Regions from separate parts of the Mus musculus genome. Here region 2 is linked to region 1. The links are chromatin loops, found by intact Hi-C in ENCODE. Cell type or tissue: gastrocnemius. All regions are shown on one strand. Links, peaks and the distances in the headings refer to the core of each region. The heading gives the core; the rest is flanking DNA. Region 1 has its middle 23 kb from the start of Gm36102. Region 2 overlaps Gm29483 (predicted gene 29483).

What was found. A loop is a pair of places that touch in the nucleus more often than their neighbours do. Peaks named below come from ENCODE experiments on the same cell type or tissue, not always from the same donor. Only the 100,000 strongest peaks of a DNase experiment are listed, where the experiment ranks them.
Region 2: it touches region 1 in a loop (2.3-fold over the local background); 6 of 42 quality-filtered maps call a loop at or near these places.

Annotation. Positions count from the first base shown.
Region 1 is chr1:92,770,925-92,779,255 of GRCm38, reverse strand. No RefSeq gene overlaps it. Among named protein-coding and RNA genes, the nearest start is that of Gm36102, 23 kb to the right of the region's middle. In gastrocnemius, for the core only: a CTCF peak has its summit at 4,221; a DNase peak (open chromatin) is centred at 2,664; H3K4me3 peaks cover 1,192 bases; H3K27ac peaks cover 4,643 bases.
Region 2 is chr1:92,705,997-92,714,327 of GRCm38, reverse strand. Gm29483 (predicted gene 29483) reads left to right here. Exons shown (of 4, transcript NR_166120.1): 4 at 1-94. Among named protein-coding and RNA genes, the nearest start is that of Gm29483, 21 kb to the left of the region's middle. In gastrocnemius, for the core only: no CTCF peak of the experiment used is centred there; DNase peaks (open chromatin) are centred at 2,677, 3,663 and 4,969; H3K27ac peaks cover 2,230 bases.

The DNA of each region.
Region 1 (8,331 bases), core at 313-8,312:
TTTTCTACCAAGTTCCAAGAACACTCCTGGCTGTTCCTCATCTCAGTTCTGCCCTGGGCAAGCTGGCACTGTGGAGTCAATTCTCTCGGGGTTCTGCTTCTTCAAGGACATCTAGAATGTTCTCTTTCAAGTCTCTTGACACCCCAAAGGTTATGTTTATTGCCTATCGGTGATTCATGTGCTTTTGACTGTCAGTGGTCTCTCCTCTTGCTTTGTGGTGAGGTCTTCTCTATCACTCTTTCATGGGCTCTTGGCTTTTCTGCCTCAGTTCCCTCAGTGACTTTGATTACAGATGTGACACTCAGTCTCCCGTCTCTCCACTTGGATTTGTTTTCTGTCTTACATTTCCTGGGGATGCCTAGGCCTTCTCTTGCATGGAGTCTGTCAACTTCCTTGTTATCTCTATCTCTTGAGTACATCATTGTGTGACCATTGTAGTGGTGGTATGAAGTGGAAACCTAAGGTTCTTTGGAGAGACAGTTGTGTTGGATGGTGTTTTGTTGGGACAAACACATGAAGGAGTGTTTTCCTGAAGTGGACACAGGTGAAAAGTTAAGGCAAACACACGGAGGAACGCTTCACTGAGGCAGACACAGGAGAAAGGATGTTCTGCTAAAGCAAGCACATGAAAGGACACGTGATGAAGGATTCTTTGCTAATGACACGCATGTATTGGTCCACCTTACATTGAGTAGTTGAGCTACATTCGTTGGGACTCCATAGAGAGAAATGCACCAAAAATCTTCTGATGGTGTGCTACAGTTTCTTGCTGCTTCCAGGGACACAGGCTGATTGGATGCACATGCTGAGGCAAGACATATGAAGGACACATGATGTTTGGAGGGTATAAATAGGACTCCACAGAGTGACAGACAGAGCTTGGCTTGCTAGTACAACTAGCTGTGCAACACTTCTGGGTCTCACGTCTTCCCTGATCTTCGCTTCCCTGAGAGAGGCACAGCCAAGAACTTCTCCTGGTGTTTCTGTTGGTCCCTCCTGCTGGCTCAAGCCGAGGCTGAGGCCTGGCTGTCTCTGCTAGGGCTAGGTCCTGTTACCACTGTTGTTAACCCAACTCTACTGAACTGAACTGCCGATTTCCAGACAACATAGATGAGAGTTGCTCCAAAGAACCTTTCTAAACAGGTCCACTTCCCCTGCCATCTCCCTTCCAGATCCTTGTTCTTCCACTACCTCTGCTGGGTGGTGGGTTACAAGGGAGGTTAAAGCGTTTAAGAACCATCATTAAAAATAAGGGTTTGAAAAAAATTAAAGTTACAATGGTATGCGTGCATATGGGAGGTCAGAGGTCAACCTTGTCATTCTGCAGGCACCATGCACCTTGTTTCTTGAGACAGTGTCTCTCAAAGTCTGTCACAATTTTTAAAAAGATTAAATTTTATTATTTTAAATTCTATGTACACATGCGTGCCTGTGGATGCCCTGAATCTGGAGTCACAGGGTGTTGCGAGGCACCTGATGAGGTCACTTCTCCCATGTCTTCATCCATCATTCTTAGGGCTGGGTCAGCCACCCTGGTTAGGACTCCAGATCCCTCTCATACGAGGAGCAGGGTGGAAGCCTGCCCCATTTAGGAATTATGGCCAGAGGCCACCTCCCAGCAATGGTCCTAAGGACTATGAAGGGAAGAGAGGAGAGCCTGGAGGCTACTTCATCCTGACCATGACATCTGCTACCACATGTCAATTCTCCAAATCAAACATCACTCTGGCAAGAGGGAACTCTGAATGTCAAAAGTAGGTTTGTAGACACTGTCTTGGCTTCTCTTCTGTTGCTTTGATAGAATACTTGGATTAAAGCAGGCAACACAAGGAAGAAAAGCTTTATTTGACTTACAGTTCCATAGAGTTAGAGTTGGCCATCGTGGGGAAGGCATGACAGAGAGCATGTGAGACCAGTTCTTTACATGGTGTAGCAGTCAGAGAGCAGCGAAGGAGCAGGAAGTGGAGCTATGCAGTCAAAGAGCAAAGCCCACTCCCAAGGTGCAACCTCCTCCAGCAGGGTTCCACCATCTCCTAAAGGTTTCATAACGTCTCCAAATAGCACCCAAAGCCAGGAACCAAGTGTTCAACCACAGGAGCCCATGGGGGCCATTTCACATTGCAACCAAACTTTCTGATATCTCTCTTCCACCTTACCGTCAAGCTTGCCACCACCTCCCTCACAGGGATTCCAGACCTTCTTACCTTTAACTACTAAGTGACCATGCAAAGTTCTAGCCTCCCAGGCCCCTAGCCTGAATGCAGGCTGAACACTGATGGACCCATCAGGGGTCTCGGAGGATGGGCTCACTGTCCCAGGACAACTCAGTCAGACATTGGGGATGCTGAATTTGGAGCTCCTCAGGCTTGGATGCCAACCATCTTGGAGATTTGTGCCCATTTTGTCACTCTTATGAGTGTTGGAGGACATGCAGGTGAGCTGCAGACTTAGTGGCCCAGAGTGCCTATATGACACACAGGAGCAAACCTTGGGAAGATGGGGCTGGTGCTCTTGTTGTCTGGTTGCCCTGGGAGATGTAGAAGACCTTCCATCACTGACTGCAGCATGGGAGGCTGTGTCCATGATTCCGGGAGAGATGGGATGGCTCATGGCACCACTTGACTACAGAGAGGGCAGCCTATGTGCACGTTGCAGATGGGGACTGGGCCTCTGGGGCTGCTGCTCACGGGGTGGCTGGCATCATGGAATGACAGGTGCAGAGGCTTGGCTCACACAGCTCTAGAGCAAATGTTGCATTTTGATCTGAGGAAAGAAGTCCAGTCCAGACACAGCAAGGATGAGAGGAATGAGGAGGGTGTGGTTGAGTGGGGAGAGGCTACTTTTTCTTGTGCGTTTCTCTCTGTCTTAAGTGTTATCCACTTAGATTTCACACAAGCTGGTCCATTTCTGGGGTGATACATATATCAACCTGGCACCATAGAGAGGAATATGTGGAAGTCCAGGCTAGAGGCTCCTCACGACCCTTTCTTTTCACAGGTAGGTTTTTTGTTTGTTTTTTGTTTTGTTTTGTTTTGTCCAGTAGCCTATAGTTCAGACCTCTGTAAAGAAGAACACAAGTGGGAATGTCCACTTGCCAAGCATGAGAGTGAACAGCTGGCTGGAGCTTCAATGTGTGGAGCTCCCAGCTGCCAGCAAGCACCTGTCTCTTCCTGACCAGGGATGCTGTCCTTCCGCTGATGTCTCTTAATGTTCCTAAGAGGCTGTGTGTATGGGGGAGGTCTGCAGTTCCACCCACATTGGGGAAACTGAGGCTGGAAAGCATGGAGTCAGAAAGACCCAGTTCTCGAGAGTATCTTGTGCCAGGGATTGAACCCTGGGCCCCAGTATTGATAGGCAAGTGCTCTACCATGGAGCTATTGCTCCAACCCCAAGTTAAAACACGGTTAAATCTTGTTAAGAATGTTCTTATCTTATTGTAAGCAGCCTTTAATGGTTATTTTTTTCCTTCAAATAAACTAAGCTGTTGGGCTGTCTGATGATTTGACCCATTGATTGATGTCTGCCAGACCCCTCATTTGTGCCTGACTGCCTTGAGCAGGGAGCTGTCACCGGGCTGTCATGGCACCCTAAATACTTTCAATGGCTTGAGAAACTGTACTTCAGCTGCTAGGACCTCTGCAGCCACAGTGCTGCCAGAGTCACATGCTTCTCCTTCAGGGACAAATTTTCTCCAGCTGTGATGCTGCTGACAACCCCACTCAGAGTTGTCACAAGCCTTGGAGAACTTTAGGTGAGCTTGTTTGCCCTGAAGCTACCCAGGGCAGGAGGAAGATCACCTCCCCAGTGACTCAGCAAAAAGTCTATGGAGGGTACAGCGTAATAGTTACGACTGGCAGAGTCCAGTGCTATATGGATGCAAGGCTGTGGCTTGTGGAATTATACTCTGGGCACATGTTTTCAGTCCCTCTTCTGCTATACAATCAGGCTTCTCTCCTGGGTATTGACCCCTGGTATTGCAAAGGTTAGGTCTCATTTGAGGTATCACTTGAACTTTTAGCTATTTTTGCTCTTTACTATGGGTAGAGTGGGCTGGGCTGTTTGTGCAAAAAAAGCAGACAGAGACCTGGGGCTTCTAGCAGTGACCGCTGAATAGTTACAGAGTCACCAGGACCTGATACAAGAAGCTCTGAACCATAACACCAGAAGGCAGATAGAGAGATCCAGAGATCACTACAGGCAGTGGGCAGTATAGAGAAGGCGAGAGACAGTGCGGAAACTGAAACTGCAGAGCACACGAGCCTGTAAGAACCAGAGACAGGAGGTGAGCCCGCAGGCTGCGGCTCCAGCAGTCCAGAAGAGCTCACGAGAGACGTCTGAGCGTCTGAGCGCTGAGGGTCCTTATCCAAACCTCCAGAGCTGTAACCGGATCTGGCTGGTGGTGTTCTAAGCCCTAGGCAGCGATTCTCAGCCTTGAGTCCTTGCAGCCAGCAACCCGACCTGGCTCTGAAAGCTTAGAATCCTGAGCCTCTGGTTCTCCAGGCTCAGAGCTAAAAGCCTTATCATTCGGAAACGCAGCTTGTGATTCCCTGAAAGAGATCTGTCAATGAATTCTTTGTTTATCTGCAACTTCTGTGTATCTCTAGCTGCCCTTTATGACACTACGAAGCCGCTTCCTGGGGCAGCTTGGCTGGTGAGTGGCAGAGGACTTGATTTGAATCTTCCTGGAGGACAAGTCTGATACTGGGTGGACACAGAGCTCACCACCGACACCCACAAGGAGACTGTGGGGTTCTTATTAGCCCAGGAATGCTCCACTAGGGCACTGTCTCAGCTTTGACTGTCAGGAGAGCACTGTTGCTATTGCGAGGGTCCCAGGGATGGGACCAGTATGCTTGGATTTAGAGCCAGAGGCTGGTCCTGTCTGGTGTGTGTGTGTGTGTGTGTGTGTGTGTGTGTGTGTGTGTGTGTACCCATATGCCTTGGGCGTCTGGCTCCCTAAGAGTCACAGGGGAATGCATAACACACAGAGACCCAGGTGATTACAACAGTGACCGCTGGAAAACCCCTTTCCAAATGCTTTGATCTGTTTCAAAGAAACCAAAACAAAATAAAACCACACCCTGGCAAACCAAAAAAACTTGCCAACAAAACAAAACAAGAAGAGCTTAGAGAGAGAAGAGACCATCACAAATGTTGAGAAGGGACGCCACAGGAAGACCAGCAGAGTCAACTAACCTGGACCCTGGGGGCTCCCAGAGACTGAACCACCAACCAAAGAGCAAGCATCAGCTGGACCAGGTCCCCGCACATATGTAGCCAATGTGCAGCTTAGCCTTCTTCATGAAGGTCCCCCCCTAGGGCCACTAAATCTGTTGCCTGTCTGTGGATCCCATTCTCATAACTGGGCTGCTTTTCTGGCCATGGTGGGAGAGGATGTGCCTAGCCTTGCAGTGACTTGATGTGCCAGGGTGGAGCGATACCCAGGGGATCTCCCCATTCTGATTTCCCCATTCTTAGGAGAGGATGGGGGAGGAGCTGTGTGAGAAGGGACTGGGAGAAGGGGGTGCGGATATTGGGACGTAAAGTGAATAAATAAATAAATTAATGAAAAAATAAAGTGGGGACACTTAGCTCTGAAGCCACTTTCAAAAGACTTGCAGCCAAGCAGTCACGCTGATGTGAAACTGCCCTAGGTTGGGACACAGAGGTGCAGCTTCCTGGCTAGGTGTTTGCACCATCTGCTTGCAATACTGAGCAGGGCAGTGGCAGAGAAACAAATGGTAAGATGTATAGATGGGTCTTGGCACCCAGGCTTTTCTTTAAACGACGTTGCCTTTCATTCTTGACCCCTGAGAAGGCTGCCCACCAGTTAGGCATCCGTGAGACAGGTCACCCGACCTAAAGCAGAAGGGCTGAGTGACTTTGCTGACTGCTCAGCTCACATGCAACCCTATCTGCAGTCCTGCCCACGGGATCCCCAGGGTATCAGCCTTGCTTACATACCTCCCTTGCCAGCAGACTCTCTACTCCATGAGCTTCCATCCCACTGTCCCTCATCATGAAGGTGCTCACCACATTAGTCCCAAGGAGGCCCACACTGTCACTTCCCAGTGGTGCTGTCTGCTTCCCTGGATCATCTGGAAGCCAGCTGCACTGGGAAGTTCATGCGCTCTCCTTAAGCATTTATAAAAAGAGGGAGACTCCCAGGAATAAAAGCCTAGGCTCTCCTGAAGAGTTGAGCGTGCCTGATTACTAATCCCACCCCCAGACCAGCCTTTTATCGTTGATAAGGCCTGTCTGAATTTAACAGCCACAGAGCCGCACAGACTAGAGACCCGAGGAGTGACATGCCCTTAGATCGCATTTGATGCAAATCCTTTTCACTCCGTCTCAGACTGGTACTTCAAAGGAGCCGAAGATCCTAGAGGCAGAGAGCCGATGCCACCTCCCGCTACCACAGGGATGGCCCTGTGGTAGCTGCGTCTTGCTAAGAATGGCATCTGGCCTCTGGTTCCCTGGGCTGGACATGGGACTTGCTCACTGACACTGCTGGCCAGCATGCTCAGCCATCTCATGTGACCAGGCCACAAAAGACCATGGCAGACATTCAGGCTCACTGGGACACAGAAGGAGCTGATTTTAGTAAGGGATGCAGCTGACACAAACCAGACACAAAACAGACTCAAAACAGACGCAGCCTGTCCTCATCAAGAGCTTTGCCGAGAGAAACCCAAACCAGGATTGGATTTTAACAAGAAGCAAACCATTTGCACATGATGGCCAATGAGAGGCGCTTGACATAATGTCTTGCAAATAGTGGCCCGTGATGACAGGGCCTGTCTACAGACAGGATAAGGGAGAATCAGGCTCGTGTGCAGTTACCAGAGTCATCTTTACTACTGTAGTTTTTTTTTTTTTTTCTTGAAGTGACTGTTTTAGCAAAAATGTTTGCAGTGGTAAGCTACCATGAACAGGCCATCGCCTCCGAGACTTCTTTTTTAACCACTGTAATTTGAAACAAATGTATCAGACCAGGAACACATTTGAGTTCTTGCCTATTCTGACGTGGAAGCCAAAGACGTTTCCTATGTCATCCTGTGGGTGGCTGAGACAGCCTGCAGGTCCTGCTCAGTCACCTTGCCCTTTGAACCCAGACCTGCATCATCAACTTAGGTGACCTCATGGACACAGATAGCCTCATCAGCACCAGTTCCCACTGCTGCTCAAACAGAGTCCGACACGGGGAACCAGCACAGTGGCTTGAAGGGATACAAATAGTATCATTTCTGTATGTAATCAATCAATCCGAAAGGATGACTCGGAGATGAGACATTTCTTATTGGATCATCAAAATCAGGTGTCCCTGGGAAGACTCACCACATTGTCAGTGCCCAGTGGTGGGTGTCCTGTTGCTGGTATGGCAAGGTCTGAGAGATAACTTTGAATTTCCAGTTGGAGCAGCTATAGACTGGTGATGGAACAGAATATCAGGTATCCAGGAGTCCTGTATCAGCAACACCTGCTGCTCAGGGTCCTCCTAGAACTTTCATCCCTGAGAGTCAGTCACTTCCTAATTGGCTCAGACTTGGTATGTGTCTTCTGACCCTCAAGCCCTGCTGTCATCAGATATCAGCACCGTTTCCTCTGGGGGTTGGTGAAAGTCTCAAGCAGTGGTCCCTTAAATAGCATGAACGTATTTGAGTGGCCCCAAGCTAAATTGGAGGATCTACTATAGAAAGCAAACAAAACTATAGGTAGAAGTTGGCTTAGGATTTCTATCGCTGCGATAAAACAAAAGCAAGCAAACAAACAAAACACCACAACCAAAGGCAAGACGGAGAGGAAACGGTTTGTTTCATCTTGTTCTTCTGGGTGACATCATATCACAGAGGCACCCTAGGGCAGGAACTCAACTAGGGCAGGGACCTGGAGGCAGAAGCTGATGCAGAAGCCATAGCTGCAGTGCTACTTGCTGTTTTTTCCTCATGGCTTGCTCAGCCTGCCTTCTTATAACACCCAAGACCACCCAGCTCAATGGTGGCACTGCTCACAGTGAGCTGGGCCCTCCACATCAATCATCCACCATGAAAACACACCACAGGCTTGCCCACAGGCCAATCTGGTGGGAAAAATTTTTCTCAATTGAAGTTCCCTCCTCCACAATGACTCTAACCTGTGTGAAGTTGACATAAAACTAGCTCACATGGTAGTAAAGTTGAGGGCTTTGCGAGGGTTCCGCGCCAACAGCAGTGGCGCTTGTATGTCTTCTGCGCTTGGCCTTCAGCGCTAAGTGTGAGTACAGAACATGGGATGCTCAAACCACCAACAGTCTGCTTCACATCGCTCCCGAGAAGCTCCTGTGGGTTTCTC
Region 2 (8,331 bases), core at 270-8,269, 65 kb after region 1:
ACTCTGCATTCTGTAAAGAAAAGACCTGCAGCCCAACGTGATAGTGTACCAGTTTGTTTCTCTGTTGATGCAATAAAACATTGATCAAAAGCAACTAGAGAAGGAAGGGGTTTACTGGGCTTGTACTTTGATATTACAGTCCATTGTAGAAGGGAACAGGGACACTGAAGGAATGCTGATGGATCAGTCTGCTTGTTTTAAAAACAATATAACCTGGGACTGCCTGCCCAGGAGTGGTGTAGCCCACAGTGGGCTGGGCGGTTTCACATCAACCATCAATCAAGAACATGCCTCCACAGACTTGCCAACAGCCAATCTAATGGCAACATTTTCTCGAGTGAAGGTCCCTCTTACCAGATGACTCTGGCTTGTGTTAATTTAAAAAGCAAAGCAAAGCAAAGCAAAAGCATCTCAGACCTAAATGATTCTAATGAGGGGAGGCAAAGGGTCCCAGTGAGGTCACACAGCCACAGGCTTAGGGCAGACTGAGCCTGGCCACAGACTGAACCTGGCCAATTTGCTCAGGTTGCATTCCAAGTCTGCAACCAAGAGCTGTCGCTGCTCCTATAGGCCCAGACTGTTCCTAGCCGACATCTCTCAAAGTTAGGTCCTTCTCTGTGGAGGAAACCTTCTCTGTTTTGAGGCACTGTGGCTTCCTTGCTCCTAACTCCATAGCCTTGTGGCTGCCATTTTGTACTTCTTTCAGGACATGAAGGTCAGGGTCACATCTCACTAGGTTCTGTGTATTATCCCAGCTGTGACCCTGGATCCTGCCCAGGGTGTGCTCCCAGATGTGAGCCATGCTGGCTGCATCCTGCGCGCGTACTTTGGGTGGAAAGCAACACAGGAGCTTGGACCGAAGGTTCTTAAGCTCAATGACTTTGGTCAACTATGTGCTGCACTCTCCGAACTCAGGACCCAGCGACTATACCAGTAGCTACTGCAGTGCTGGCCTAGGCTTGGGACATTCAGGGTTAGATGGTGCCTTCCTTACAGTGCTGGGAAGGGTTGGGAGATGTGGCTTCCCACTGTCTCGCCAGTCACAGCCCAGCTATGTTTTTGCTAATGTTAATTTCTCAGGTGTCTGAATGGGGGATGTGTAAACCAGCACCCACTTGGCCATTTGACTCATCTGAGTATTGTCATCTGATAACTATAATTAAATATTTCACAAGCCGCTGCTTATCTTCTTAATTAAAATAATTGCGATAGCTGGAGATATGGTAGGGGCTCTACCACCAATAATGTAGAAAGTGCTGGTGCCCTGTCGTCCAGGGACAATCGCTAGCCAGCCCATGGTGAACTCTAGTGAACTCTAGTTCACTTCAGACCCTCAGTCCCAGCCAGCACCCCTCCTCTGTAGGGGGTCAGGGAGAACCTGGTGGCTCTCTCCTGTGCTATAGGGACTCCATCCTCTGGCAGCAGGTGTGTTCCCACTGGCTTTCATGTAGGTGGTGCTGGAAGGCTTGTCTGTCCACAGGATGGCTGTGACCCCATGATCCTGGTCCCTGCTCCCCAGTTTGTCTCAGCCTGTTATGAATGAATGGCTGAACACAGTCACTCAGCGCTTCACAATGTACAAAGCCCTGAATGAATAACAGTATTTTACAGTATACCAAATCCTGGGTGAATCATAATGTTTCACAGTTAAAGAGTCATGGAGGAACCACAGTGCTTCGCAGGCCTGGTCACCATGTGTCCTCCCACAGGGACTGGGTTGTGACTTAGGGAGAAGCTGGAGCAGTAAGCCTGGAGGCGGGGGCTTGCCCACCAGGAATGGTGAATCATAGCTTAGTGGGAACACAGCCCAGGCCTTGCCAGCTTCCTCCACCATCCAACACGAGAGCGTAGCACCTCGCCTGCAGGAAGCAGAAGGCTGGCTCTCCCGGGGTTATACAGAAGGCTGGATATCCCGGGATTACACCCCCATCCTCAAGCCTTATTTCTCTTGGGGTGGAATAGAGCGGTAGGGTGGGCTTTGAAGTCACTGGGCCTTGAGATGGGGAGAGACACTAGAGACAGAAAATGAAGGTCTAACCTGAATCACAGACTCAGGCCAAGCTGTCCCCTCAAGGCTGTGGTTTAGTTATCTCCCCAGCCTGGAGATTTGGGCAGAGGAACAGTGTCCTTACCATGCAGCTATGATGAGAAAACAGAACCAGATCTAGCCCTGCACACCCTGGTTAGGCCCTTGGGAGAATAGGTGGGGCTATGGGCTGTGATGGCTGAGCCAGGTTGTCCCGAGGGTACCTGGGATGGGTGGTGACCACTGATGGGCATGCCACACCCTTTCCTGTAGATGTTATCTTGGGCACTGACATGTGGTGAGAAGGAGACCTCAAGAGGAAAGACATGGGAGGCCATCTTTTCCCAGTAAGTTCAGGGGCGTACTCCACTGGAGATGTGGCTAGGTGCTTGGTCTCTGGGAGCCTCTACCTCCTGCAGGGAGCATTTACAGTTGGAATCATCTAGCTAAGGAGGGGACCCCGGGAGGCCCATTCTGGGGTGAGGGGAGCCCCAAGGAGAGGATGGGCTAAGCCCTGGCCTTGGGACCTGGAGCCTATGCATCTCTTCCTTATAGCTATGGGCTCATTCTTGGGGAAACGAGGTGGGTGATGGAAGGGGCTGCTTGTGTTGATTTGACCTTGTTCCACAGACTCAGGCAGGGCTGTTGGGCTGTCCTGTGGGGACCTTGGGTGATCGTCAGCTTCTTAAGACTAAGAGGGCATACCTGGGACATGTGCCAAAAATTAGCATCTCCACCCCATGAAGGGACAGACAGAAGGGGAAGCAGCTGGGGCTAACAGGCATGCTCCAGGAAGAGTTGTCCCAGAAAGACTGTGTACTGCACAGCAGACCCTTTTTGTGACATTAAGCCTCACTTAGCTTCCCAAGAAACACTGGGACACCATTGGTGCAGAGGGACAGGGCTGCTCAGGACAGGTCTTGGCACTCAGGGTAGTCATCTTGGTGGGTTTTTCCTCTGCCTTCCCCTGCTTGTTGGTCTTGGCTTCTGGAGGCTTCCAGAGAGTCCTGGCCCCTTCCTCTTTTATCCTCTCCAAAATAGCACCTGCCAGGTTGGAATCTTTTCCCACAAGCTCAAGAAGACTTCCCTTAGACTCTGCAAACACATATCTGCCCTTGTAGAAAGCAATGAGAAATCAAAAACACACAGGGATGGCTTAAAGGTTCTAGAAGCTTGTTATCCCAGCCTCCCTGCACACCAAAAATGAGTTCACCTAGATGAGTTGAACACCAGGAATACTAGGGGACTTCAGTCTCCATGGAGTAAGTGGGCATGTTCCTCACAAACCATAGTAAGAGGCAGGTTCTAGGAGGAGGAAGCCCCCTACTCTGGTCTGAGTGGGTGGTTGGGTGAGCCATACCTGTGTATTACCCAACCTAGTATTGAAGTCCAGCCTCTAAGCAGCCTTCAGGGACCCCCAACAATGCTGCTCCTCTTGGCACGTACTGTCTGGTTCTCTGCCTCAGGAAGAAATGTTCATAGCTCTTCTGACAGGGAGGAACTTCTCTTGGGCCACTGGATTGTAGGTTGTAGCAAATTCAGGTGAAGAAGGGGCTGCCCCTGGGTGGATGTGGGACTGTCTCTGCTGGAACGTGCTCCTCAGCTGGGCACAGGCCAGACTGGGCAAACGGAGGCCTGGCAGAGACAAGCAGAGAGAGAAGGAAGGTAGCCAGCTGTATGCAGCCTCAGTCCCTGCTGGCTCTGAGCAATCAGGACTGATCCCTAGTTGCTGGTGTTCCTCCAGTGCTGTACACAGGCTTCTGGGGGGATGGGGACACAGCAGGAAGGGCATCAGGGCAAGGAGAGGTGACATTACCATGTCAGCTATTCTGCATTCTCTACCTTTTGTTCAGGCAGGGCCATGGGACAAGCTTTGGACTCTGGACATGGGTCAAAGTGACATGTGTCTGAAACCTTAGAGTGGAACTAGCCCACCTTGGCATCTTATAGCTGCCTCTCTAGCCCAATGATTCTTCCTAATACTGTGACCCTTATTTAATATAGTTCCTCGTGTTGTGGTGACCCCCCAACCATGAAATTATTTCTGTTGCTTTTTCAAAACTGTAATTTTGCTACTATTATGAATCATAAAAAGTAAATATCGTAAATATTTTCCGATGGTCTTGGGTGACCCCTGTTGAAGGGTTGTTTGACCCGCCCCACCCCCACCCCCACCAAGGGGTCATGACTCACAGGTTGAGAACCACTGCTCTAACCCAACACGCTGATACTTGATCCTCCCGGTAGGTGCACTGAGACCTTTGTGTCTGCTCTGTCTGCAGACACAATCCTGAGGCAGGGGTCAGAGAAAGTCCCTGTGGAGTGATGCTAAAGCCTTATATGATGAGTCTCTCTGAGGGAAGGGCCCTCCAGGGGAAGAGAACAGGAGGGAAAGGACCTTGACCTCAAACCAAGAAGTCCATGTCTGGAGAGGGGGCAGAGAGAGCAGTAAGCTGATCAGGAGCCAGGCTCCTGAACACTAACCTCTCTGGCCCTGAGGGAGACATGGGTGACGACCCTAAGGTGTGCAGTCCAGGGGAGGTCTGAGCAGATCGACAGGACCTGATGCTTCTTGGTAGAAGGACTTCAGACCAGCATGGGCCAGCACTTTGAGCCCATTTAGGATGCCACGTCAACACCGGATCTGAATTGCCCTCGAGCCAAGTTGGCACGTTTGTAAATGGGCTGGAGAAGCCTGCGAGGCAGAGGTCAGGGTACCAGCTTCGACTGAACGAACCAGTCGAAGCTGGTACTGGGTAGCAAGAAAAGTAAGTGGTCAGGTCTGAGCATGGGGGCCTGATGACGTCATGCTTTCGGTGTTGACTTCTGAACACAGACCCTGGGGAGAGGACAAGCTTGCCTCCAGAGGGGTCACAGAGGTCTGGGTGTTTCTGTGTATACATGAGTTGATCCGTTCCTGGGAGCTGCTGTCTGCTGGCCTGGGGCCAAGAGGACATTCAATGAGGTGCAGATGGGGGCTGGGAGTGGGGAGACAGGACTGTTGACAGGATGCAGAATAGGTTAAAAAAAAAAAAGTGGATCTTGGAACAGGCCTGGGACACGTGCCTCTCATCACAGCTCTTTGGGAGGCTGAGGTAAGAATACTTGAGCCCAGGAATTTGGGACCAGCTTGGGAATTTGGGACCAGCTTGGGCAATATAGTAAGATTCAAAAAGAAAACAATGAAAAGAGTCTCTCTCTTCCCCATTGGCCTGAGTACGTATGTGCTTGCCTATGTGCCTGTGTGTGTATTGAGGTGGCTGGAATCATTGGGATATCTAGCCACAGCATCTATGTGGGGCTTGGTCCTTTATCTCACCAAGCTAAGTTCCACCTTCTCCTTAGGGTCTTGAGAATCTGCCTTCTCCACACCTAGCTTTGCTGGAGGAGCATGTCAGGTGAGCAGAGGGACCAGGACACCACGGCAGGCATGCAAGTAGCCATATGAGCTCTGCAGACACAGCATGCATGCGTATGACCACACGAGCTTCCCTCAGGGCAGCGGAGTGGGCCCTATCCATGTGTTTCGTGACCACCACAAGCTGCAGCTCTGCTGCCTGTCTCATACTTCCCCGTGATCCAGCTGCTGGGAAATGTCTTTCCCCTCCAACAGCTGCATGTCACCGCGTGTCCCAGGAGAACGCAGCCCCAGCGCTGAGCCCCATGAGGGCAGCAGATGTGTTTGTACCACCAGCAGAGTTTATTTTCTTGTGGAAACAGCTATTTAGAGGGACATTTGCCAGAGACAACTGGAATGGCGAAGAAAGGCTGCTTAGATTAGGGGCTCAGTGCTTCTCAGAGGTATTTAAATTGGGTCCTGGCTCAAGAGCAAACTTGGCGGTCATTTAGTCCAACTTCTCCATTTTATCGTTCCTCAAACCTTGGTTCAGAGAAGTTCTGGGTGCTCAGCGGTCTTATGGCATGCCCTAACACTGTGTTAGTGGATAAATAGCTTCCTCAGCACCAAGCCCTGTGTGGCGCAGGGGCCCAGTTGGGTCACAAAGCATGGTGCCTCCCCTCTTCCCCCACCCCTGCAAGGGTCAGATATAACATACAGGAAACTTAGAAGAAATCATATTTAAAAGAACACAGAGGCTAGAGAGATGGCTCATCAGTTAAGAATGTGCGCTGCTTTTACAGAGCTTCAATTCCCAGGATCCATGCTGGGCGACTCACAACTCCAGCTTCTGATATTCTGATGACCTCTTCTGGCCTCCATGGGTACTACATGTACACATGTATACACACACACACACACACACACACACACACACACACACACTGGCATTACAATTTTCATTTGATGACCCATGTGGTCTGGAGCACCCTTCTTCGTTCATATTTTAGACTCATAGAATTAGGCTTACCAGCGCAAGATCAAGTCAGTGAACTCAGATCGTCTCCCAGCCCCAGCTCTGACTGGGGGGACTAGTGGCAGTTGACAGGTGCTCAGGGATGAGGAGGTGAACCCTGTTTTTCCCATGCTCCAAGGGGTGACCCCATGCCCAGGAACATATAGGCAGAACTTAAGGAGTTACTTTTTTTAAGGCCATAGATAGGCATCCTGTTTCCAAAACTAGCAGAGCAGCACAAGGAATGAGTTGATTTAGGTTCAGAGCTGGTCATTACAAACGACCCCTGCTGAGAGGGAGTGCTGTGGTCTTCTTTGTGTTGTAAAATGCACATTTTCAATTCAAAGATGTGTGCTACTTTTGGAATCTGAGAAACACACAAAACCCTCTTTTAAAAGATACAGTTGTTTCAACAAGGGTTGGAAATGGATACAAAAGAATGAGGCTGGGTTCCTTCGCTGAACATGACTTAGGCAGATCCCAGGCTCAACAGGCAAACTAAGACTATTTAATAGTCTGAGAAGATATGGGAGCACTCCTTGGTGGCTTTGGGTTTACAAGTCAATAGAAATGTAAACTTCTTATATAAAGATAAAAAGGCACAAGCGAAGGAACATACAGATGAATAGGAATCTATCAAAGTTAAAAATTACCATTAAAAATGGGGCAAAGGGGGCTGGGGGTCAGGGGGAGCTGGCTCATTGGTAAAGGGCTTGTCCCACAACCATGAGGATCTGGGTGTCCTGGTCCAGTTTGGATCTGTAAAAAGCCAGGCATGGTGGTGTATGCCTGTAATCTCAGCACTGGGGAGGTGGAGATGGAATCCCTGAGACATGCTAGCCAGCCAGTCTTGTTGAATCAGTGAGTTCTGGGTTTAAAAAAAAAAAAAAAAAACAAAGTTCTGGCTTTAGAAAAAATAAAAGGTGGAGAGCAATTGACAAGTACATTCATTGTTGGTCTCTGACCTCTACCCACTATGCTCATACACACACAGGCAGGTACACACGTACAGTGCAAGGAAAAGCACACAGAATGGGAGGAAACACGCAGAATTTATAAAGTTCCCTTGCATCTCAATAATTAAGAAGACCACTGTTCTAGTCTCCTTCCTGTTGCTGTGATTAAACACTCAGGCCAAAAGCATTGTAGTGGAGAAAGGCACTTATTTGGATCAAACCTCTCTGTTATGGACCATGTCTTAGTTAGGGTTTCTATTCCTGCACAAACATCATGACCAAGAAGCAAGTTGGGGAGGAAAGGGTTTATTCGGCTTACACTTTCTTACTGCTGTTCATCACCAAGGAAGTCAGGACTGGAACTCAAACAGGTCAGGAAGCAGGAGCTGATGCAGAGGCCATGGAGGGATGTTCCTTACTGGCTTGCTTCCCCTGGCTTGCTCAGCCTGCTGTCTTATAGAACCAAGACTACCAGCCCAGAGGTGGCACCACCTACAGGGGACCTCCCACCTTGATCACCAATTGAGAAAATGCCTTACAGCTGGATCTCATGGAGGCACTTCCCCAACTGAAGCTCCTTTCTCTGTGATAACCCCAACCTGTGTCAAGTTGACACACAAAACCAGCCAGTACAATTGACCCCTGTCAACTTGACACACAAACACATCACTAGTAAGCCTCAACCCTTAGTTTTTATTCATCCCCAAGATCTAAATAACTTTAAAAGTCCCACAGTCTTTACATATTAAAAGTTCAGTCCTTTTAAAATATCCAATATCGTTTAAAATCCAAAGTCTTTTTACAATTATAAGTTTCTTAATTGTGGAATCCACTAAAATATTTTCTTCCTTCAAGAGGGAAAAATGTCAAGGCACAGTCACAATCAAAAACAAAAATTAAACTCCAACTGCCCAATGTCTGAGATCCAACTCACAATCTTCTGGGCTCCTCCAAGGGCTTGGGTCACTTCTCCATCCATGCCCTTTGTAGCACACAT